2 separate regions of the Homo sapiens genome follow, and region 2 is linked to region 1. A link is a loop called in an ENCODE intact Hi-C map of the cell type or tissue named here. Cell type or tissue: endothelial cell of umbilical vein. All regions are shown on one strand. Links, peaks and the distances in the headings refer to the core of each region. The heading gives the core; the rest is flanking DNA.

Region 1 (12,862 bases), core at 5,740-8,239:
CACCAATCTTAATATTTAATACATTAATAAAGAATCATACATATTATCATATCAAAATTTTAACATTTTGGTAATTGTTTTGCAGTATAGTTTCCTTTGTAACCTTATACTTTCAAATTTTCTATATTTAGAAACTTTTTTTTTTTGAGAAACCACCGATAGATTTCATCAGACTACTAAAGGGTCCTTGGCACTCCTCTTACTCCCACAAAAAAAAAAGGTCAAGAACCCCTACTTTAAAACATTCTAGCCATATGGTCTACCAGGACTTGTAAAGGGGATAAAGTCCTAGGCAACATGGGAGCCACTTTCTTCAAGCCTAATGACCTGCTCAATTTTCTTAGTCTCATCTTTCAGTTTTGGCTACCCGCTCTATCTGTAGACCTTATTTGTCAGATTGGCATCTAATACTCTCTGTGGTCTGATAAGCTGGTGTTGATCTTGGACCTCTATCTTATATCCTAGATTGCATTCTGCTCTCAGGTACTCTTCCACTTTGTTTACCAACTCTGGGTCTCAACTCCATACCGGCCTTGCTGTTTTACTGGATTGCTAACATATTTTCTCCTGCATACAAGGTCAAAAGGTGAACCTTTTCATTCAGGGTGGAAAAAATAGAGGATTCTTCTTGAAGTATAATTCTGATTATATCCTTCTGTTCCTCAGAATGCATTTGGACACAGAGCGCTTATGAATTTCTCAGGGCACTTTTGGTTCCATGAAACAAAACCTATTTCAGGTGGCTTAAGCAAGATGAGGAACTTACAGATATAGGGATATTACACAGCCCTCAAGAGCAGGGATATAGGAACAGGTTGAACAGGATCAGAGATTGGCAAACTTTTTCTGTAAAGGCCAGATGTAAATGTATTAGGCTTTGTGGGCCATACGACCTCTGTCAGTCTACCATAGACAATACCAAGAGGAATGTGTTCCAATAAAACTTTATTTACAAAGCAGGTAGCCACGTGCATTTGACATACAGGTCATAGTTTGAGGACCCTTAGATTACAGTATTGTCAGGACTCTTTCTAAAACTTAGAGCTATTATCTCCAACTCTTTTTTACAAATTCTCTGTTGTTCTCTTTCTACTGACTAGCTTCTTCAGCTTCTCTGATTCTCATGTTGGAAGCTCTGAGCTTCCATGTCACAAATTCAAGCTCTCTTGTTTTCCCAGTTCCAATTCTGAATCTTTAGGGTAGAAATGTTGCTTGGCCTTGCTTGGCTTAGGTGCTCACTCCTAGATCAATAAGCTGTGGTCAGAGGGTTAGGCCCTGCTGTATGTACAGGGCTTGGGGGACCCTTACAACCTCTAGGATCAGAGGAAAGGAGCAGAAATCCCAAGGAGCTGAGCAGATAACCCAGTGAGAAAGTCCTTTGTTGGCATTCATTCAAACCTACTTTTTCAGCATTGTCCTCTACTAGTTCCCTCATATTCCTTTCTGAAGCAAAACCAACTCCTTGCTGTTCTCCTCACACACCCTGAATAGTCTCACCCTGCATCCTCCCTATCTGCAGACAGAAATTCTACTCATCTTTAAAGTACCTTCTATGGCCACCTTTTTCCTTTACATCCACACAACACTGTATTAGTACAGTGTGTCTTGTTCTGTCACTATTTCTGTATCTGTCTTTTTCTTTCCTAGACAATAGGTGCTCTGCTGACAGAGAAATGACTCGTTCAACTTTTTATCCATTCTTGTACCTTTCACAGAGTAGGCTCTGAGTTCCAATTATTTGAGTTTAACTATATCTTCATAGCTGAATAATTCCAAACTGAAGAAAATGCTGACTTTTATAAAGATTTGCATTTATATAGGAAATACGGTATCTACTTTTAAGAAAATTATTTTCTATTTTATAAACGTGCATTTCCACATTTATGGTAGCAAAATTAAAGTACATTTGCCGAGAGATACTAAAGACAGCAAAACTTCTATTTAAAATTTTAAACACGAAGAAGAAATAAAGTCCCATTAGGAGTGTCTCTTCTATTATTGAAGGAAATTTAAAAAGATTCCTACTACAGAAATGGCTTTAAGAAAAGCAATAGGAAAGGTTATAAATTTGAAATATTCATAACTGTTCTAAAAAATACTTCATAATGATTGCTCTTTGTGCAAGAAATGTATCAAAGAGCCAGAGACCTCATCATCTAATTTCTTACTTTTTCTTAATTAACATTGTTCCCAGACCTCTGCTAAACTCCCGTGTTGAAAGGAAAAAAGTAAATACAGTACAGCAGGGAAAACTGGTTCCTTTCGACAAAACTGAGAGAGAGGCTTGAGCTTTTGTCAAACAGAAAGCACTTGATAAAAAACTATTCCTAAACTATTAGCAACTATATAGAAGCTTTTTATTTAACAGCATCCTCCTGGGAAACTGCGCTGGAATGTGCAGCGGTTCTGAAAAAGGCACAGATTTGGCTGAACTGTAAATATTAGGTGCACAGAGGCGAAGCCATTGTGTAGGGAGGGGTGGGGCAGGTAGGGTCCTGATTTCCAATGTTGATAGAAGGATTCCAATTTCGTTTGGTATTTATTTTTTTCTACTACAATTACAGTTTTGCTGAGAAAAATAAAATATTGGTTGTGCTTCCATCTGGGTTTCTAATTTTCAGTGTGTACAGACAAGAGAAGACCTCTCATTTACCCAAAAGAATCACCTTTCTGCAATCTCCAGTGCTACTGGACAAACAAACGAGCCCAACCCCACCGCCCACACCTCCCAAGCACCCGGCTCGCCGATCCCGCCTGCTTCAGGTAGCTGGGGTTTGCCCGGTACGCCAGCGGCCCTGAGACGATGTGTGCCCGCAGCACGATCGTGTCTGTTGGCATTTCTGGGTGTGGATGCTCCAAACCAATAAACCACAATACAGAACCCAAGCTTGGACTTTGAACCGAGCCCTTTTGCCTAGTTTGCTTTTTCCTCATCAAGCCAGGATCCTTGCCAACCCACCTCACAGCTTCTGCCCGGGCTGTGGCTCCCCTCCAGCCACCTGCGCGTGTTCGGGATAGAAGCGCGGTCAGGAGGGGAGCTCAGTCCACCAGCCACTCCAGGGAGAGACGGAAACTACAAATCCCATCAAGCCCCGCAGCCGGCTCCCTCCTCCTCCCTCTCCTTCCCCTTCAGCCTGCGGCCGGGCGGCGCTGGGCTTTTATCTGCGGACCCGCCGGGAGGGAGCCAGATCCCAGCGATCTTCCCCGACGGCAGCGCTTTACCCAGAGGCTGCCGGCGGCTCGTAGCTGGGTTCAGCTCTGCGTCCACGCCAGCCCGGAGCCCGGGGGGCAAGGGGTCTGTCCCGGGCGCAGCGAGAGGATGGTCATCCGCGTGTTCATCGCCTCTTCCTCGGGCTTCGTGGCGGTGAGCGCGGTGGGGGCGGGCAGTAGGTTGGGGTCGCGGGGCGCGGGTCCTGCGGGAGGCGCGCGGCGCTCGTCACTGCGCGTCCTTGCGCTCAGCCGGTCCGCCCGCGGGAGCCCGCGCCCGGCAGGTGATCCATCACACTCCGACAACAATGAAGAGGGCGGGGAGGAAAGGTGGGTGGGGGACCCCGGCCTCACCCAAATGCCCACCCTGCGTGGCCTGAAAGGCAGACAACGCGGCCTGAAAATGGAGTCCGAGGGAAGCCCCCAGCTCCTGTTGTGTGGCATGGAAATTTGGGGAACGGGTTGTTCAAGAGCTTCGGGGATCCCCCTTCCCCTAGTTTAGTTCTTCCCGATTTGGGACCTTCAGACTGGTTATGTTTTGCACGGGAGCCTTTTCTGCTGCTTTGGTTTGTTACCCTAGCTCCTGAATGAAGCAAGTTTAAGTGGGAATTGCTCTCTGTCCTCCCTTCCCCGCCAGCAAGTGCATTTGTTTAGTTTTATACCTGCGCAAAGAGAATAGTAAAACTAGGTTTGTCCTGTTGTGGTAGGATTGTTTGCTTTCACTGTCATTTTTTTTCTTAGGGTGCCATAAATATTTTTACATCTTTATGTAAATGTGTGTGTATGCACGCATTTTCTTTCCACCTGTAATGCTGTGGAAATTTTATCCTGGGGATCTATGAATTGTGGTTTTCTATTTAATTATTTTTAGCTATTCTCTTTGGTGGATGTTCTTGAATTTTTTTAGAGAAAAAAAATTTTTTTAAAGAAAGGAAAGTTAAATAGCTAGAGATGTCAGAATTTAAGGAAAATTCAGTAGTTAGTATATTTGACAGCCCACTAAGGGACATAGCACATGTGTTTTACATGATTATTGAGACTTGGTTTCCTTAACCAAGAGTTCAGCTATAGATTTAAGAGCCTCCTTTGTGACATATATAATCAAGTAACATCAAAAAGTGCATTGTAGATTGCTTAAATTTGGTCTGGTCAATTGTCTGCCCAGTAGCTCAGTCAGATTGTTCCAAAATTTGTTTCTTAAGTGGGTGGAGTGGAGGATGGAATAAAATATTGTTTGAAAATCCTTGTACACCACTGAAGTTTTTTATTTAAAAAGAAACCAACACGATCATACAAAGCCCCTCCACCCCCATTTGCACTAGAAACAATAGATGGGAAAATCCAACTTACACTTATGTGCAGTCATGTTGGGGTCCTCAGACTTCTGACAGTTTCTGGTGTTTCTAGCTATTTGGGTTGCTTAGTCATGCCTGCCTTTTGTAGATTTCCCCACTGAAGCCACACTTCATGTGTTTGCAAACTGGCACTGTTTCAAGGGTAGATTTGTTCAAATGCACTCCTTACTAAGAATGCTACAAAGCTCTTGGTTTCACCACCGACTTGCATGCTTCAATAATTGTCCCAATAGCATTATATTGATTATGGAAGGAATGGTTTTTATCCCTTCCACAAGAGATAAAGCCTAGGCTACTTTGGAGCAAGTCGGACCAAGTCAAGGTAATGACTTGGCTTACTCTATTAGTAGGTAGTATATTGAGATAGTTTTGGTACTCCACATCTTTGTTTTTTCAGTGCCATTGGCAAATATTTATTGCCTGCCTGCTGTGTGCCTTTTTAACTTTTAAATTTAATGTTTTGTGTTTTGCACATGGAGCTAAAATTAAGAGACTTAAGTTTTAGTGTGGGCCCCAACTAGTGCAGTGTAAGCCTGGTTAAGGTACCTCATCTCTGCCTGAGTTTCTCTTCTGTAAAATGAAGGATTTTCATGGATAACTCAGAATTGCACACTCTAGCTTTAAAGTATTTTGACTTCACCAGGTGAGTAAATATGGATGAATCCTTATAACAGCTTCTTTTGCTTGAACAATATACCTACCTATTAGTCTCAAGGTAATAGGTATACCTATACCTATTAGTATAATACCTATTAGTATAATAATATACCTATTAGTCTTCTTTCCTTGGACATTTTATTGTGAAGGCTCAGATCCCCTCAATGCCCTGCCTCGTAGCATGTGTTCTGACATGGTTTCATTTGAGTTAGAAGACATACACAGTTACCACATGCTTACAGACTATAAACACTAATTATCTATTTTAATATTCTGCTGTTTGAAGACCCAGTCTTTTCAGGTTTTAGAAAATCCTTGTTTGTTCAGTCTCCTCAATTATATCTTATATCAATACAGTTATTCATTGAGTCTCCCCAATTGTAGTTTTATCTCCTATATCAGTACACAGTTTATCTGTAATATCCATACTTTTAGTGATGTTAAGGTTATGTTCATATGTAAGAATAATGATTTCTAAGAACCAGTGAGGATATTTAGGTCAATTCTTGGGCTGGCGAGGCTAATGGGGCCAGTAGCATTAAGCTATATTAAGCTTTAGTGGCGTAGCCATGATGTGTTCCCTCCAGAAGTGTTGGGTTGACTGTTGATAGTGTTTCATTTGGTACCCAACTGTGACGAGCAAGTGCATGGGAGAACAAATAATTTGATTCTTGAGTCAGTTTGGTTTTAGCTGAAGTTTATTAAACCACAAGGAAGGGATGTGACCAGAATTAGACTTAGCCAAGTAAGTCCCAGAATTTCCAAAAAGATGCTCCGCTTCAATCATCAATAGATTTAAACAATCTATTTAGAGAAAATCATCCTGTTTTCTTCTGATTCCCCTAAGCTCTCCAGCTTCAGCAGTTGGAATAACTAACACCAAGGAATGATTCCTCTTTTGTCTTCCCTGGCTCCAGGTGAAGTCAGTTTTTACTAGGAAACAAAAGCAATGCCACATTATTATGCTACAGATACCTGAAAAATCGGATTTCTTATTCAACTGACCATGTTGCTACTCATTCACATTGTATTGTAGGGAAATTTTTTGTTCTCAGTTCTAAGAAAATAATATATTCATAGAAATGTCATTTTAAAATTTAATTTATTCTGGATGTATTCCTGAAAGGGGAAGTCTTAGTAACTTTGTCCAGGAAATATGTGAATATGACTTTTTACTTTAAAAACATTGAAATCCGTCAATTATTTCATTTATTCCGTCAGTCAGTTATTTCATTTACTCATTCAACAAGTATTTTCTAAGAGTCTGCTGCTTGCCTAGCTCTGTCCTTGGTCTTCTGGGAAGCCAGAGAATAGAGGGTGTGATCTGTGTCTCCAAGGAATTCACAGGTAGGAGATGAGTTAGGAAAGGTAGTAAAGTACAGCCTAAGGACACATGCTTCTTGCAGGAACATTCTTACCAGAGATAGAAAAATATAGGAGGCAGAGAGATGCATTGCAGGATGTCAGATAAAGAGGAAATGTGCCAGAAATCATAAAATATGCATGTGACAGCCTTAGGCAGATGGCAGGGAGAGGAACTGGGTTGGATTTGGAGCCTGGGAGAGAGTTCTTGAGCCCATCCTGCTCAAGCTGGAAAGGGGGAGCTTTGGGTGGGACAGGGTAGACTCCTGAAAGAAGACTGAAAGAAGCCCATGGTGACAAACTCTGTAGTGCTTAGCATCTCAGAGATGTCTTTAGTTTCTGCAGCTTGTCTGCTGCCTGGAGCCTTTTGTTTCTCAGGGAACATGGAGCTGCCTGGCAGTGGGGGAGCCCTAGTTGTGTGATTTCAGAAGAATCTTTACCTTCCTACTTGCCTTGACTAACATTTCTCAAAATGTAAATAAAATCTTTTACTCCTCATTAAAGTTCCTGGGCTCTGTTAGAGTTGGACGGAAACCTAAAGATATTTTTAGTGAAGCCCAACCACCTAATTTTTTGGAAAAGGAAATTTAGGCATAGAGATTAAGTGGCTTTTCCGGAAGCCATTTATGTCCAGTCAGTGCAGAGCTGAGATTTCATAGGAAGCCAGATTCCTGATGTCTGAATGCATTCATTCTTGCATTGAATGACTCATATATTCATCAGACAATCACTGAAAACTTACTTACCCAGGTTCTGTATTAGGTGATGTAAGGTGCTAGGTGTATATGATGGTCAGAACAGACATGTACTCTGCCCTCATGGCATAAATCAGTGCTGTCTCTCTCCAGTTCAGAGACTTGAGATGCAAACTGTTTAATCAAGGATAGTGAAGGACTGATGCTGGCTTGGGAGATGTTTCCATGGGGCAGGGTGAAATGAGCTAGACATCAGTATATCCCTGGATGTTGGAGAGCAACCATCACTGGGAGCAAAAGATAGAAAGGTATTGGAAGCAAACTTGGAAATCATGGATAGGACTTCAAGTGAGGGTGGGTGTGGAAGGGAAACACATGGAAACCATGCTCAGAGTTGTCTTGCTGTTTGCAACTGTAAAAAGTGCATACCTACTGCTTTGGGTGATTTATAACTATTTTATACACACAATTACCAGGTAAGGTGTTACATCCCCGTGAATGTATTCAGTGAGGCTTCCCTGTGTAAGGACACCTCAGAAAAGATTTCTACATCTTAAACTGATGAGTTTAACATCAGTTAAAGTCAGGATGTGATCATGTAGAATAGAGTGGGTATTAATTCCTAAGTTACTCTAATAACACGAATGAGAGTATAACTGGCCACTTTAGGATCTTTAATTCATTGGATCATCACTGACACATGGCAGGGTAATTATTAGTATTTATTCCCATTTTCCAGAGGAAGAGACTGAAGCAAGCTGACCAGATTGAGATCATACTCAGGTGGGGGGACCTTTAGTCAAACCCTGGTGGGCAGGTGGCTTTAGAGCTGCTAGAGTAGAAGTTCTTCCTGTGGGCTCTGTAGCATCCTGGGGGAATGAGAGTATCAGAGGTACTTCACATCCTACAGTGTGTGGGACAGCTCCGCACAGAGAACTGCCCTATCCAAAATGCAAGTGGTACCCAGTGAACAGAAACAGGGCTGAAGGACATTGGCAGAGGAGGTTGTGGAGTGAGGTTAGGGAAGAGTTGGGAGCATACAAGTGATCAGAAGAAGCAGGAGTAAGTTGGGGGCCCAAGGAGAGGATGTGGTGGTGATGGAAGGTAAGAGTGAGAAAGTTTGTATATTAGTTCTCTAGGGCTGTCATTAACACAATACCAAAAACTGGGGTGCTTAAATAAAAGAAATTTGTCTCAACATTCTGGAAGCTGGAAGCCTGAGATCAGGGAGTTGGTGGGGTTGCTTCCTTCTGAGGGCTGTGAGGGAGAGTCCTTTCCATGTCTTTCTCCTAGTTTCTGGTGGTTTGCTGGCGATCTTTGGCATTCCTTGGCTTGTAGATGTATCACCCTCATCTCTGCCTTCACATTCATATGGCATTCTTCCTCTGTGCATGTATCTTTGTGCCCAAATGTTCTGTTTTTATAAGGACACAGCCATACTGAGTAGAGCCTACCCTAATGATGTCATCTTACCTTGATTATCTGCAAACATCCTATTTCCAAATAAGGTCACATTTATAGGTACTGGGGGTTAGGACCTCAGTATCTTTTGGGTGAGACATAACTCAACACATAATAGCATGCAACATGAGGATTGAAATAAAAAGACTAATTTATGGAGTTTTTCTCATTTAATTGGAAAGACTGGGCCACATTTCTTGACACTTAAAGGCAGCAGTGGGATATTGAAGTATATGGAACTATAGTCTATGTATGAGGTCTTCTGCTAGAAAATAGGATTTATTAATATCCCAAGTGAAGATCTAACCTCAGTTTTTCTAGTACATTTTAGTATTTCCCAGATTTGATGTGCTTTTAATCCATTCTTCAGTAACATTTAAACTTAAAAATATAATCAAGGATATGAACTCCTTTATGAAATTAGGAGCTGTTTACCCATTTGTATTTGGATACTTTAAGCATTTCAATCTACTTGAAGAAACTAATTTTTTTTTAGCCAAGATAAAATAATTTATTTGAAAATCAAAATGTGGCCGGGCACAGTGGCTCATACCTGTAATCCTAGCACTTTGGGAGGCTGAGGCAGGTGGATCACGAGGTCAGGAGTTCGAGACCAGCCTGGCCAGTATATAGTGAAACCCCATCTCTACTAAAAATACAAAAATTAGCCTGGTATGGTGGCAGGCACCTGTAATTCCAGCTACCTGGGAGGCTGAAGCAGGAGAATCACTTGAACCCAGGAAGTAGAGATTGCATGAGCCGAGATTGTGCCATTGCACTCCAGCCTGAGTGACAAGAGTGAAACTCCTTCTAAAAAAAAAAAAAGAAAATGTATTTCACTTACAATTACATAAGAAAACAAATCGAGCTGATCAAGAACTATGTCTTTGAGTGCAGAGATTGGTGGTGTTTTATTTCCCTGAAATTCTCATTGACCCAGTTATTCAAAGAAAAACATATATGATAATGTTTCAAAATTATATGCTATTAGAAAGAAACATTAAGATAAGCTTTAAATTCTGGAATATACTTCAAATTCTGCAAATATTCTTTTACCCATTATAAGTAGCATACAAACTATTTTTATTAAGAAAATAGAAGAATTAGAAGTTTTTTTAACTGACACATAATTATACATATTTATGGGGTATCTAGTGATATTTCTGTATATATAATGTATAGTGATCAAATCAGGGTAATTGGCTTATCAGTCCCCTCAAATATTATTTCTTTGTGTTGGGAATATTCAGAATCTCTCATAGCTATCTGGAAATATCTTACAATGCTATAGAATGCTAGAACTTACTCCTCCTATCGAGTTGAGAACATGTATTTATCTTTCTGTCCCTGGCTTATTTCACTTAATGTAATGTCCTTGGGTGCATTCATGTTGCCATGAGTACAGGATTTTATTCTTTTTATGGCTGAATAACATTCCATTGAGTATATATACCATATTATCCATTTGTGTGTTCAAGACTTAGATGGATTCCATGTCTTGGCTATTGTGAATAGTGCTGCAACAAACATGAGAGTGCAGATACCTTTTTAATACACTGATTTCTTTTCCTTTGGATAAATTCTCTGTAGTGGGATTGCTGGATCAAATGGTAGTTCCATTTGTGGTTTTTTGAGAAACTTCCATACTGTTCACTATAATGGCTGTACTCATATACTGCTTCCCACCAGCAGTATATGAGGTCCTCTTTCTCTGCATCCTCATCAGCATTTGTTACTTGGGGCCTTTTCGATAATAGTCTAACTGGGGTGAGATGCAATTTCATTATCATTTTGATTTGCATTTTCCTGATGATTACTGATGTTAAGAATTTTTTTTATCTATTTGTTGGCCATTTGTATGTCTTCTTTTGAGAGCTATCTGTTTAGATCACTTATCCAATTTTAGTTGGATTATTTATTTTTTTGCTGTTGTTTGGGTTCCTTGTATATTTTCAATATTAATCTCCTGTTGACACATAGTTTGCACCTTTTCTTCCATTCTGTAGGTTGTCTTTTCACTCTGTTGATTGTTGAGGAAACTAAATTTTGACATATATTTATAATATGAAAAACAAGGTGGTTTGCACATTGCAGGAAGACTCATGTAAGATGGTGTATTGATTTTTTTCTGTTTTTCAATTTTTAAAAATCAAAAATTGAAAAGGAAAAGAGCTATTGATGGTGAAAAACTCAGCAGGCAACAGGAAGCAGTGTGAGGTATTAACTAAACAATATTTCTTCCTTAGTTATTTTTCATCTTTGATTTATAAAAAGTTCTTAAATGAATTGTGTTTTTTTCTATCAAATTAGAAATGGGTGACAGAATAGAAAAAAATCTAGAATCATAGTGAATGTTTCACTTTCTAAAGTAGAAATTAGCATGACTTACTGATCACTATATATGAAAGTTTAAAATACTTTATTATGTGCCAGGTGCAGTGGCTCATGCCTATAATCTTTGCACTTTGGGAGGCTGAGTCAGGCAGATCTCTTGAACTCAGGAGCTCGAGACCAGCCTGGGCAACATGGCAAAACCCCATCTCTACAAAAAATATAAAAATTAGCGGGGCATGGTGGCATGTGCCTGTAGTCCCAGTTACTTGGGGGGCTGAGGCAGGAGGAGTGCCTGAACCTTGGGAGGTCGAGCCTGCAGTGAGCCGAGATTGCACTACTGCACTCCAGCCTGGGTGACAAAGTGAGACCTTGTCTCAGACAAACAAACCCCAAAACCATCACCACCAACAACAAAAATACTTTATTTTGAAATGCATATTTAAAAATGGGGTCTAGAAATTATTATTTCACCTGCTAAATGTCAGTTTTTAAAAAAATCACCCTCCAAGCTCTAAACTCAGGAGACCCTTTTAGGCTTCAGGAGTTTTTCAGCAGGAATTCCTTTAAATGGGTATTATTTTAGCTGGAGAGTTAGTTAGAGATTTAAGTTCTATTTAAGCCACATTCCTGTATTCATTTTTTTCTGTGATTGATTTTATTTTATACTGTTTATCCGTGATGCAAAAAAAGAGGTTAGCCTTAAAAATTTAGTGAACATTTTCTTTCTTCTGTGAAATGGCAAGTGCTTGTTAACTTTTGTGGGGACTCTTCTACTTCAGGTTATATACAGTTGTCTTTTGAGGGTCCTCCTTCTAGTTTTAGCTTAAGAACATATCAATGAGCCTTTCTGTTTAGCATTTTTAGATAGTGATGAATATGTGCCATGTGTTAGTTTTTGGGGGGCACTGGGGTGGCTTGGAGGAGTAGGGCAGGAGGGGAGGAGCTGGAGGTTGGAAGCCTGTACCAGCTAGAAACTGCACAACCCAATTTAAGGCAGTGCAGTTTCCCTTCTGTCTCCCTCTCTTAATAGGCTTATCTGACTTCATCTGTCAGCACTGGCTAGTTTCACAGTGGACTGTGGTAATTTAAAGGGTTAGTATTGCTATCTCTTTTATATTTGATTGGTTTATTTTCTAACTCTAAAACAGAAATAAAGCTTGGAAAAGCACTTAATTGAATGTTTCCCTTCTGGTTCATGACAGCTTTGCAGTGGAATGGAAAGCTGAACTCAGATGCCAGCATCCAGGCAGATGGGGCCCCACCTCCCTACAAACTTAGGCACTTTTAGGCTGGCACAGCCTCTGGGACAATTTGGGAACAATTTTGTTGGTCACCTTTGTTACTATTGACAGCTTATTCCCAAGGGGATCTACTCTTTTGAGCTGGTTGAGTATTTGGCAGAACTCCAAGGGGTTGTTTCCTGGAGCTGACCCCTGAAGTGGAAGGTATCCGGCAGGGTGTGTCTGCTTTGCTGTGGGGTCTTGGTGGGCCCTCTGCCAGCATTGCTTCTCAGCTCTTGGAGCAGACAGGGAACGTTGGGTGCGACTGAGGGCAGGGGGTTCTAACTAATTTAGGATGTGTTTGCCATTTCCTACTGGGTCATGGCCCAAATATGAAATGACTTTTTGTCATCTTCAGTCTAGTGGCTTTGAGAGTGGAGGACTGAGAGTAAGAGACATACAATTAGGTGACTTGATTGACAGGTCAGTTCAGTGGTATTTGGTAAATGCAAATATAGTTAAAGTCAGCAGCTATTGCTACATACTGATCTAATATTAAAAACAAAACAAA
Region 2 (12,862 bases), core at 5,906-8,405, 79 kb after region 1:
CAGCAAGATCCCTTCTCTACAAACAATAAAAATGTTAGCCAGGTATGGTGGCACACACCTGTAGTCACGAGGCTCCTAGGGAGGCTGAGGCAGAAGGATTCCTTTAGCCCAGATGTTTGAGGCTGTAGTGAGCCATGATCACGCTATGGTACTCCAGCTGGGACAATGGAGCAAGACCCTGTCTTACAAGAAAAAAAAAAAAAAGAAGAATATGTGGATAATTTGTCTTTTAAAAGTTTCATTCTGGGCTGGGTGTGGTGGCTTATGCCTGTAATCCCAGCACTTTAGGAGGCCGAGACAGGCGGATCACCTGATGTCAGGAGTTGGAGATCAGCCTGGTCAACACGGTGAAATCCCGTCTCTACTAAAAATACAAAAAATAGCCGGGCATGGTGATGCACACCTGTAATCCCAGCTATTTTGGAGGCTGAGACAGGAGACTTGCTTGAACCCAGGAGGCGGAAGTTGCAGTGAGCTGAGATCACGCCACCACACTCCAGCCTGGGCAACAGAGCAAGACTCTGTCTCAGAAAAAAAAAAAAAAAAAAAAGGTTCCTTTGGGCATTATTGCCAAAAATTAAAAACAGAACATGTAATTATTAAGGGAAAATTCTTCCTTTCCCTGCTCAAGCTTTTTTTTTTTTTTTTTTTTTTTTAAGACAGTCGCACTCTGTTGCCCAGGCTGGAGTGTGGTGGCACAATCTTGGCTCACTGCAGCTTCTGCCTCCCAAGTCCAAGCAATTCTCATGTCTCAGCCTTCCAAGTAGCTGGGATTACAGGTGTGCCCCACCATGCCCAGCTAATTTTTGTTTTTTGTTTTTTGTTTTTTTTAAGTAAAGACAGGATTTTGTCATGTTGGCCAGGCTGGTCTCGAACTCTGGACCTCAGGTGATCTGCCGGCCTCAGCCTCCCAAGTGCTAGGATTACAGACATGAGCCACTGCGCCTGTCCTGCCCAGGCTTTTTAACCATTTCTTTTTGCTATTCTCTTAGCATAGTAATTCTGGGGGGAAAACCAGTATTATTTTTTCATTATAATTGATGGTAACAGCACTCATTAAGTGGAGGAATTTTTTTGCATAATTTTGTTTGGGATCCTTTCCTGAAATAAGAGTGATTGTGTTATACCCTTGCAAGCCCAGGAGATGCCAGCCATCTCTGTGTGGTGTAGCTACTTCACGTGTTGCTTTGGGTCTCATCCTTTGTCATTCTAATGAATTACTACACACACCTGTGTGAGATTTAGCTTTTGGAGATTTAGCTTTTGGGTTTGCCTGTATTTATCTTGTCTCAGATAAATACAGACAAACATTGTTCATGATAATTTGATTTAGTCTATTGATATGATTATCCCATTTGTTTACATTCTCTTTTATTTTCTTCCCTGCCTATTTCAGGTCATGTACTAATAACATCACTAGGTTGAAATACGGATTCTGGGCCCTGAGACAGCCCAGAGCTTGGCTCCAAGACCAACTCTGAGATCAATAGCTGGGCTACAAGACCAGCAATTTGGCATGGACTTTGTGACCCTAGCCCAGAGGAATCCTTTTCTCCCTCCTTTCCTGTCTTGAGTGGTGAACCACTCTTAAATAATCTGCTCCTAGCCATGTCCTAACCAACTGGTATGGCTAACAAAAGTGATGACAACAGCAATATTTTCACTTCCCAGACTAGGCACCAGAAGGAATAACTCCAACTGCAGCCTCCCTCACTGTACCGTTTTACATACCTAGTAAATGTTTATTATTATGCTGTATCCTAATTGTAGATGAGGAGCTGAATAATGACAGTTTTTCCATCCTAGTCATAAGGGGTCAGTGCAAACAGAATTTTAGCAGTTACATATTTAGTAGGTTAAAATGACTCCAGCGTTCGGACTTGTGGATGGCTTCTGAACAACTGCAGCAGGAAAGCCCTGCCCTATCATTGACCCATTGAGGGCACTAGGCTGCCTCTAAGTGAAAACATTCCAGAGTGACCCAGTTCTCTAGAGGTAACTTTACCCAAACTCCAAAACATGTAACCAGTGAAATCTGCAGTGTGGATGGGCAAGATACTGCTGGAATCAGATAGATGCAGGCAAAATGACAAGTTGATGCTAAAGGAATTTAGGTGGTGGTGGTGTCTACCTGAAAAGACAGCTGTCTCCCTGAAATGCCACATTTTAGAAAGCGAATTTTAAGTGTTGATGAAGACCTGATTTCCACAATGTTTTCACCATGACTGCAAACTGCTTATTAGTCTCCCTGATGCAAATGGCCCTTTTATTGCTGATATTTTTCAGTACCTTATAATTTAATTCCAATATTTTTCTGATTGAAATAGCATCCTTTGCATTAACAAATAAGCTGTCAGCCAAAGCCTGAGAATTTTGTGCTAACAAGTAATTTTTTTTCTTTGTACTTTGGTTTGTGTCTTTTACCTGATGAACATCTGAGAAAGGAGAAAATAAACCTTCTCTTATTTCAGTAAGGGCATAATCACCAGTCACCAGTTTAAACCCAAATATGTTGTTATAAAAAACAAATCCATTATCTCTTATCTTGTATTAAGACAATTTTGTGCAGTATGTTGATACTGAGTATTATACTTGCTTGCATTATATTGTTGAAGGAAGTGTAGTGCTCTGTAACTTACCTGTGAGCATAAATGTTCACTGTTTAGTATCTCAGGAGCTGCTTTTTTTGGTGTTTTTTATTTTGTGCTATTTAATTTGGGTCAGCTTTTGTATTCATTCGTTTTCACGCTGCTATGAAGAAATACCTGAGATGGTAATTTATAAAGGAAAGACTCACAGTTCTGCATAGCTGGGGTGGCCTCAGGAATCTTATGATCATGGCAGAAGGGGAAGCAAATATGTCCTTCACATGGTGACAGGAGAGAGAAGTGCCAGCAGGGGAAATATCAGACACTTATAAAACCATCAGATCTTGCGAGACTCACTCTAACAGGAGAACAGCATGGAGAACCACCCCAATGATTTAATCACCTCCCACAAGCTCCCTCCCCCAACATGTGGGATTATAATTCAAGATGAGATTTGGGTGGGGACATAGAGCCAGACCATATCAGTTATGTAACCCAAAGAGAGCAATTACTTGTATGTCCTTTTTTAAACTTGTATGCAATAAATTTGCATATAAAAACTGACTCTACAGTCAAATGAAATACATGGTTTATTAGTATGTGTTTATCTGATAAATACATGCCCATGTACTGAAAAGTCTAGTTTTTTTCTTACTGTATCACTAGAACTTTGATTCCTGTCATCTTTTCTGCTGACAATTACCAGTTAGAAAGTTTGAAATATTTTTTGTCAGTCTAAGACCAATTAGGAGATAAACATCACACTGTGATTTAAACAGGGGAAGTTAAATATAAAGAAATGCTGAACTCTAATAAAAGACTGACTATCAGATATAAGAAAACTCTGTATTTTTTCTTAGGGGTAAGGGAGACTATCCAAGGAAGGACAGACTTGGAAGGAATGCTGGGCTTCAGACTCCTTGTAAAGTTGTATTTGCAGTCCACAGGATGGTAGAGAAGTTCACTGGGCAAGCAGGAAGCAACCCTCTAGAGTGCAAGCTGGGGCCAGGTGAGCCTCAGCCAGTGGCCAGGCTTGCAGAGAGAAGGGGCACCAGTGAAGACAGGAGGTCTGGAGTACATGGTGTTCACATCAAGAGGGCTGTGTGAGGTTATCACCAGGCCAGACCAGAGCTGCACCTGCCCTGAGAGGCCACGTGTTTTGGGCCGCTGAGCTGGGGCAGAGCTACCTGCACTGCTGTCATACCATGCAGCAACCAGACACTGCAAGACAGTCTCCTCCCTCCTGCAATATCCCTTCAGCACGCTCCACCACAAAGGCTTAACATTGTGCTCAATGTGAAGAAGAAAATTTTAAAGGATTTCTGTCCATGATCACAGAACAGGTATTGAAGCATGAATTTGGAGTTAAGATGCAATAAACTGGAAACTGGTACATGTCATAAAAGGATTCTGTAAAAGAATTCTCTTAGTGACTTTTCATCTGGAATTAGCCATGTTCATTAACAGCAAAAGGTTTCAGTGTTTTGTGAAGTGTAGGTAATTTAAGTGAAAATTTGCATTACAGGAAATACTGATGCCTTGCTATCAAGTATCCAAAACTTCATTGTGGGAAGCTAGCAACTCAGTTATTAACCAAGCTAATGAGTGGCTTATAAGAGATATAACTGACAGGAGGATGCAAGGTTGGGAATATAACATGGGCTTCTGGCCATCCTTACTTTGTGGGTCTATACTCGGTTCCACAAAGCTGTTGAAATTTAATTTAAAGGAAAAAGCATGGTGCTGAAGTGCATACTTACTGCTTATAAAAATGACTTTTCATGTAATCAGTTATTCTGGTGATATACACAAATCTGTTTTTAGAGCTTTGGTCTTAGCCCAGCCCTAGAATTTCTCTTTAATTTCAAAATGATAAATACAAAAAGCCCAATGGTTCTATAAAGGACCTAGGTATTGGCTCTCTTTTTGTTTTTAAGTTACTCCTGTGGCAAATAGGAAATTGAAAAAAAAATTGTCTGTAGCTTCTGACCTATTCATTCACCCTAAAAGGTCTTACTTATAATGGAAGACAAAGAAGGTGATTAGGAAATAGGAGGTGCCAGATCCAATTAAATCCGGTGATTCTGTGCATTCCCAGACTCTCGGTCCATGGTGCCTAGTGATTAAGTGGGTGGTGATAGATGGATAGATGATCCTGCCAGACATCTTCCCTTTATTAACTTTAAGCAAGGCTGAAGTAAAAGAAAAATTAATTTTACTGAGAAAGCAATTGGTTTCAAAAGATGGCTTGTCTAGGACATGTCATTTCTTACCAGTGTCTCTCCGGCTTGATGCTTGAGCCCTTGGTAGGCGCCTGTTTTCTGTTGATTTTCCCATCACTATTTGGGGTTTTTCCTACCAGCAAGACATGTTTATCAAGTCAAGAGTAGCAAATAGGTATTCACAGTACCCCTGCCATTCTGGACTTTGTTGGGAATGAATATGAAAGTAACTTCCAGTGTGGCTCTGTCATATTAGGAGCTTATTATGCAGTGTTTACCTCACTGTGCTGTGGCCAAACCCACAGTAGCAGAGAATCTGTGTTGGCAAGGAGGCTGTACTAGAGGCCTCTGGACCCACTTAATTCATAGGCTCTATGCTATGGATTTTGCAGATGTCTACAAATCAGTGCTTAACATTGGTGTTAGTTCCAGGAGCTAGTTAACCTCACCTCATAACGTCAGAATTTGTTAGGCATTAATATGGAGGCCAGGGACAGATAGGGAGATCTGGGACTATTATTTTACAGAAGTATTAGTTAACTGAACATTCTGGTTTCGCCAACAGCCAAAAGGAAGAGTTACAGCTGGCTTACGATGAAAGCAGACCAAATCATGAGACTATTTATTTTTATTTTATTATGTAACTGCCCACTTATTTCCATTTGATTGATGTTCTTTTATATTCATACACATTTTTTAACCCTTAACTAGCACAGTAAGTTCTGTCACTAATATAACCTTTGGGTTGTTTCCCTGAGAAAAACTCTGGCCTTCATGGGCTCCTTATTAATTTCAGCTCTAAAGTCAGAAATCAACATGAATTGCTTGCCTGACAGAAGTCTGACGGTTTAGCAGTTACTAGATATAGCCCTTAATATGAGCTAACTGCTGTTCAGTATTTTTCTTGGGTAGAGCAAGTGGGTGGATGATAAAAACAGCATGTTCTCTCGTCTTACAATAACCTTGATTGTAGTCAAAGTTCTTTCCTAACAATAACTTTGGTTATATGCAAATCTGTCAGAAAATGACTGCATAAATATTAAATGTAAGATTTGGAAAACATTCATTTTTAGATATATGTGTGTGTGTGTGTGTGTGTGTATGAACATATGTACATATATAGGGGGACATTAGTCTTAATTTTTAGTTCTACTAAGTCTCAGTTTAAAAAAGTGAGAGGCAGGTGTGGTGGCTCACGCCTGTAATCACAGCACTTTGGGAGGCCAAGGCGAGGGGATTGCTTGAGTCCAGGAGTTCGAGACAAGCCTGGGCATCGAGGTGAAACCCCATCTCTATAAAAAATAGAAAAATTAGTCGTGTGTGGTGGTCCACGCCAATAGTCCCGGCTACTTGGGAGGCTGAGTGGAAGGATCACTTGAGCCCGGGAGGACAAGGCTGCAGTGAGCCATGATTGCACCACTGCACTCCAGCCTGGTGAGAGTGAGACTCTTGTCTCAAAAGAGAGAGAGAGAGAGAGTGATGCAAGGACTGTCTTTAAATAAAACATTCCAATTATTCAGGTCTCCGCCTAGGCTATGAAATGTGACCTACAGCATCCATCAGAAGTAAAATGCAATAATTACACATCAGTGTAATAGGAAGAATATCATGCAATGCCATGGCATAAATAAGGACACTCATGAAAAAAGGAAACAATTCTAGCATAAAGAGGAAAAATGGAACTGACGGTTTTTGTAAAAGCTTGTCGCATATTTTCAAATCAAGACAGGCAAGTCTTCCAAATTTAGCAATGTGTAGAAACATTCTCATGAAATCAGAAAAGGGGGTACTGGAGGGCAGGTTTTCATCCTTTCCAAACTCTTCTAAATTCTCCCACCCAGCGTTCATTTCAGATTCAAAATACCATACACTTACATTTATAAATTGAAATTTTAGAATGGGAAAGGACCAAGTGTTAGTGACTAGTGAAGTTTCAGGGTATTTCCAGAACTCTAAGTGCATCTGCCCTTTAATGTTTGCTGCCACTTGCTTTCAAAAACCCAAATCAACTCATAGTTGTTTCCAAAAAATGCATGCAAATCTAGTGGAAGGGAAAATACCGCAAAAAAAAAATAGTGCTGTATTAAAAAAACAATTATTTATGTGTCTGTGGAACTGGGTGCACCTTTAACAAATACTTCTGATAGTCAAGCAAATCCAGAATGTTCTAGTGCTGACATGGGAAACAGAACTAAAGAACAATATATAAAAGTAATCAGGTATATCATTTACTCTCAGTTAGAATTTTGCTCAAAAAACTTGAGTTAGTATGGAGCAGAAGAAAATGGTGAGGTTCTGTGATTAAATATATATATATATAATATATGTATTTGCTGTATAATCTTGAAAAAATACTAAATGTGTGGCACATATGTGTACAGCCGAGTGCCCTTTGATAACAGGACTTGGGTGGTAGCGACACCTAGAGGCCTCATCTCTGAGTATAGTTACAGGGTGGGCTTTGTGTTGCATTTTAACCCTCACCGTGGTAAATAAAAAAACCTGTGAAGATAGCTGTGAAAATAAAATCTACCCTTTAAAAAAGTCTATTATAGTATATGAGATTTATTTATGTTAAATTGGAAATGAAGGTCTGGGGAAGGGGAAGCTGCAGTATTTCAGAAAGTTACTTAAGCGGGTCAGGAAACCTGGGTTCTGGAAGGAGGTGGGCATTCCTCTCCTTTTGTTAGGGGGAACAAGGAGGGGGAGACCTGACGGGGAGCAGGAGCCCATGGCCAGAGGCATTATGCTCCAATTCACATGATTGCAGTGTTCATTCTCAAGGAGTTCTAGAGAATTTTAAAATAAATCATAGACCACATAAGATTCCCTATAGCACCAATCACAGGATTTTGCATTGGTTAGCAATAGAAAATACGCACATAAACATGACTTTGCGTTTTGGTGGAGTGCTGTAGTGCGGAGCACACTGCTGTGCTAGCTGGGCCAGCAGAACGCTGGGGACAGAAGCCATGGGTGTGTGAAAGGTACCTTTCTTGTCAGGTCTGAGAGCCATCACCTGGGGTTCCCTTCACCTGGGCTTTCCATGCTGCTCAGGGAGATAGAACATAATGACAGAGAAGATGAGCCCAGAGGCACTTTTCTATTCATGCGTTCTGCAAAAGAACATTAATCGAGCACCTTATTGGTTTCCTATACCCAAACTTAGTAGCTTAATTAACACAACGAAAATATGTTTTGGAATTCAGGAGGTCAGAAGTCTAAAATGAATCTCACAGACTAAAATCAAAGTGTCTGTAGGGATGCTTTCCTTTCTGTTGACTCCAGGAGAAAATCCGTTTCCTTGCCTTTTCTAGCTTCTAGAGACCGCCTATAAGCCTTGGCTCAAGGCTGCATCACTCTGACTCTGACACTCCTACCTGCATCTTAAAGGGACCCCTGTGATTACACTGGGCCCACCCACGTAATAATCTAGAATAAACACCCCATCTCAAGATCCTTAATTCCATCTGCAAAGTCACTTTTGCATATGTAAGGCGATGCATTCACAAGTGCCAGAAATTGGGACGTGATCTCTCTGGGGGTGGGCTTGAGGGAAGGAGGGCAAAGGCATTATATCCCACTTACCACAAGCATTATATAAGCCTACACGTAACCAGGCACAGGAGATATAAAGTCTCTGCCTCTGATGGGATGGGATTGGGGTCATGCAAATAAATCAGATTTTCCGGCAGTGCAAAAGACTACAGATAACTCAGGAAGAGGCTAGCTCAGCTGAGGCAATCAGTTCACATACCTCAAGCAAGTGATATTTGACTTAAGTCTGACAAATCAGGAAGAGTTAGACAGATGGGTGGAAAGGGAGTTTTAAGCAGAGCAAAGAGCATATGCTAAAGTATAGAAATGTATAAAACAGCTCAGCAGTTTCCATGATTAACAAGATATTGGATTGTGTTGCTGAAAGTGGCAGAAGATGAAACTGTACCTAATGGCTCAACTGTGTTAAGAAAGATTGTTCTTCCTCTGATAATATCTGTTCTGGGCTCAAAAAAGAGGAGGTTGATCTTCTCTTACATAAACATTGCTTCCCAGTGTTCATGGTGTTGGAAATTATGTTCAAACCTGGTCAAACAGCCAAATGTATTTTAATCTACCTTTTTATTAGCCACTTCTAATGATAAAAGAAAAAGGAGCTACAAAGCTAGAATGAAGATAAGCAGTTGATGATCCAATGAAATTATTAAAAGACAGTTTCTAGAGAAAGATGTATAATATATTTTTCATAAGGCTCTTAATATAGTTCTGTTCTCTCACCACTGGCCTCATGAAAATTTTAGTGAGATTTTTATTAAGAAAAAAAGATCACCATGATAAAGACCCAAAGGTGAATTGTTAAGAAATGTGAAACAAATGTGATATTATTGAACCATTTCATACTAACAGCTTGTAAAACATCTATTTCTCTGTTATTAGGGAAATTTTATTTGATTTTTATCTTTTTAATATGGACAAATCTACAGCTGGTGCCTATTTTCCTGAATGACAAAAGATATAAGAAATGTGGCTAGGAAATTGTGAAGGTCAATTAATTCAGTCTCCTGACCTACTCAGACCCCTTGCCTGCAACGTTGGTGAGAGGCGTTTCATAAGTAAAGCACAAAGTTTAATAAATATCTGAAAGCTCATTTTGTGCCAGGCATTGTGCTGGACCTGCAGGAAACAAAGAGAGTAAGATAGAGTTTGCCCTCAAGGAACCACAGAGTGGCTGCAGGGTAAGGGTGGGGAACATATATGTGTAAGCAGCTCCATTATTGTCTATGTCAGATGATATAATTGAAAAGTGTCCAGGATGAAAGTGCTACTAAAACAGTGAAAGGACACTTACCTAATTCTATCTTGGAGAGTCTGCCGGAAAGGTCTTGTTAGAGGAGGTCATTCTTAAGATCAATCATGGATGAATGAATGAATGATCAACCAACTAATTAATCAGTAGAAGGAAGTTTCCTGGGGAAGAAGGCTGGGAGGAGACAGCATTGGTCAGAGGCAATAGCATATGCAAGGGATCGAGGTGGAATAAAGGTTACACATGATAGAGGTATCACAGATGTATTCTGGGCAATGGACTAGATTGTAATGAGCCTGGTATGCTATACTATAAGATTTGAAAATTAACCTATAAACCCCCACTACTCAAAGTGTGGTCCGAGGACCAGCAGCATCACATGAACCTTGCTAGACTCCACTCCAGGCTAGAAGCACATTTTAACAAGATCCCCAGGTGATTCAGGGTCACATTAATGTGTGAGAAGCACTCCTGTAGATATTGAAAAGCATTGATGGATTTAAAGTAAGAATGTGAAGCAATCACATTTGTGTTTTCAGGAAATCACAGAGTTTGGCAGTGAGAAGAGAAGATGAGGTATGGGAGAAGGTGATGTGGGGAAGAATAAAGGCTCAGAGACCATTTAGAAAGTTAATTTATGGATGATAAGAGTTTGAACTAGGGTCATGGCCATGGAGATGTCTTATTAACTCTTGGGGAAATGGAGAGTAAAGGACTCAAATGTTCTAGCTTGGTTGACAGATGCAATTACCCAAAACAGGGAGCTTAATGAAGCTCCTTTTGGACATCCTGAGATTGTTTGAAGCACAGGTGAAACAGTCAGGTGGATAATTTCACCACTGAACAGCACCGTGACTGTGACAATTCAGGAAGCTCTGAAGAACAGAAAAGGAAGTAAAATCTGAAGAAGTAGGAAAACCAGTAGAAAGCATTGTATGGAAAGCCAAGGGGAAGAAAGTCTCAGAGAAAGGTCAGGTCAAATGAACACTAGAGCATATTCTTTAGATTTGACATTCTGGGAGTTTGGGGAGAATTCCTTAATTATTAATGTACCAAAAATTCAGAAATAATTACTGAAATTGAGCAATAGTGAATAGAAATAGAATAGGGCCAGTGGTAGCCAGAGAAATTTACTAAAAGCAATGTAAGTTGGGACACGTATAATTCTAGTAGCAGGTGTTATTTTTAAGGACTCTCATGGAAGCAGTTTAGCCACTTAAACATGAGGATGCTTTGGCAGAAATCTTATAAAAGCCCACTGAAACATGGGGAGCCCAGCAATAAGGTAAAAACTGAGAAAATGGAGATCAGAGATGCTTAAGGCTCTATAAAGATTTTCACAGAAGGAAAACGGATGAAAGAAAGGAGTGAATCTTCTTTTTAAACTGGTCATTTAGAACGACATAAGTTTTGTGCTGTCTCATTAAGAACAGGTATGTGGAGTTAAGCCTTCTTACTGTCTTATACAACTAACAGCTTCTCAGTCAGCTGTTCATGCTACACAGTGTATTGGAAGCTCGCTGCATTTCACTCCCAGGTGTAATTCTTTAGTGTATTAGAAACTGGGGAGGCTTCATTAGGTTCTTAATTAAGTATTAATTTATCATATTCCGCGAGCTACATTGAGCTATTTTTTAAATCACAGTAATTTACTCTTTAGTATCTTCAAAGAAATGTATGCTTCCAGGGATCTTCTACCCAGGAAACAAAGCCACACATATTGAGCACCTGCTATGTTCTAAGCAAATGGCTTTCAAATTTTTTGACTATGAGCCACAGTGAGAAATATATCACATATCAAAACCACATACACACAGACACAACACACTCCAAATAATACAACTATATTAAATGATGTTTACTCTTTTATTGTGCAGTGCTCTTGACACTTCTCATTCAGTTTGGAGGCCCGCACTGCTGAAGGCTAGACCGTGGAACATGATTGCCATGGTTGCTCCACCCTGGCTGGCCCAGTCTCAGAGAGTAGATGGCACCCCTTTTCCCAGCACTCTCAGTTTTCTACAAGGGCAAGTGATTGAGTGGCTGGAGGGAGAGGAATGGGAGTCTGACAGATACAGACTGGAGTTCTTAGTGCCAAAAGGACAAAAAGCTGGATTCCACTTCATTACTACTTTTTGTCCTCGTAGCAATCATTTTACTTCTCTAGGCATGTAGACTGTCTACGAAGACAGCTGCCAATACACTTTTCCACCTCGTACCTACAGACCACTTCCCCCATCAAGAGGGAACGTCTCTTTTCCGTCCCTTAGAATCTGGCTGGCCTGGTGACTTACTTTGACCGGTCCAATGTGGTGGAAGTTCTAATTTTAGGCCTGAGCTTTATGAGACTTGGCAGCCTTTTCTTTCACTGTCTTGGGCTCCAGCTACCATGTAAAGGAGCTCAGGCTAGACTACTGCATAGTGACAGACCACGTGGAGAGACCCAGCCAGCCTCCCCACACGGGAAATCCCAGCTGACATCATGTGGAACTGACCTGCCCAGCCGAGCTGATATATCCTGCAGAATCATGAAAAATTATAATAAACTGTGGTTGTTTTAATCCACTAAATTTTTAGGGTGGTGTGTTTCACTGCACCAAGTAGTGTTTCTCTTCTTACTCCTCTTTCCCGGCAGCAGGCCTCAGAGCTCTGCCCCTCCATGTGTTGGAGGATGGCAGAATGGAGGAGGAGATAATTCAGCAAAGCTCCCCAGGTAATCCTGATACTACCCTCTTGCAGTTAAGGTTAGTTTGGGCTGCAAGTAATAGACAAAGCCCAGTTACAGGGCTTACACAACATGGAAGTTTATTTCTCTGTCGTGCCAAAGCCTTGAAGTACTTTGTAAAGGAACTAGTCAGAAACAGCATAGAGTGCCAGGATTTCTTCCACTTTGGTCAAGAACATGCCTTTCCAACATAGTAATTACATAACTTTATCTGCTCCCAAATTGGAATTTGCTGTTTCAGATTACTAAAGTGATGCTTACTGTTTTACAATTGCCCAAGCTAATTCTGAATATAGGTATTTGAGTTTAGCTTAGAGCACCTTCAGGGAAGCTCTTCAAGTTTAGTTATGTCATTCTAGTCTCAGTTTCACTGATTAAGCTTGAAGAGATTAACTTATGATAAGTAATGTTTTTTGGAGAAACCAAGAAGTCTGTGGTGGGTTAATAACTAGCAGAGATGAACTTAATCATGATTGTTAAGCTTCAGGGTTCCTCATGTGCAATCTTCTTTCAAGTCTAGGGA

The links. A loop is a pair of places that touch in the nucleus more often than their neighbours do. Peaks named below come from ENCODE experiments on the same cell type or tissue, not always from the same donor. Only the 100,000 strongest peaks of a DNase experiment are listed, where the experiment ranks them.
Region 2: a loop joins it to region 1, with 3 times the contacts of the local background. A loop is called at or near these places in 10 of 110 quality-filtered maps.

What each region holds. Positions count from the first base shown.
Region 1 is chr6:79,628,143-79,641,004 of GRCh38, forward strand. It overlaps SH3BGRL2 (SH3 domain binding glutamate rich protein like 2), which reads left to right and starts at 3,187. Exons shown (of 4, transcript NM_031469.4): 1 at 3,187-3,364. The coding sequence starts at 3,320. In endothelial cell of umbilical vein, for the core only: no CTCF peak of the experiment used is centred there; DNase peaks (open chromatin) are centred at 6,669 and 7,159; H3K27ac peaks cover 1,100 bases.
Region 2 is chr6:79,706,650-79,719,511 of GRCh38, forward strand. No RefSeq gene overlaps it. Among named protein-coding and RNA genes, the nearest start is that of SH3BGRL2, 82 kb to the left of the region's middle. In endothelial cell of umbilical vein, for the core only: a CTCF peak has its summit at 7,264 (motif pointing left); a DNase peak (open chromatin) is centred at 7,232.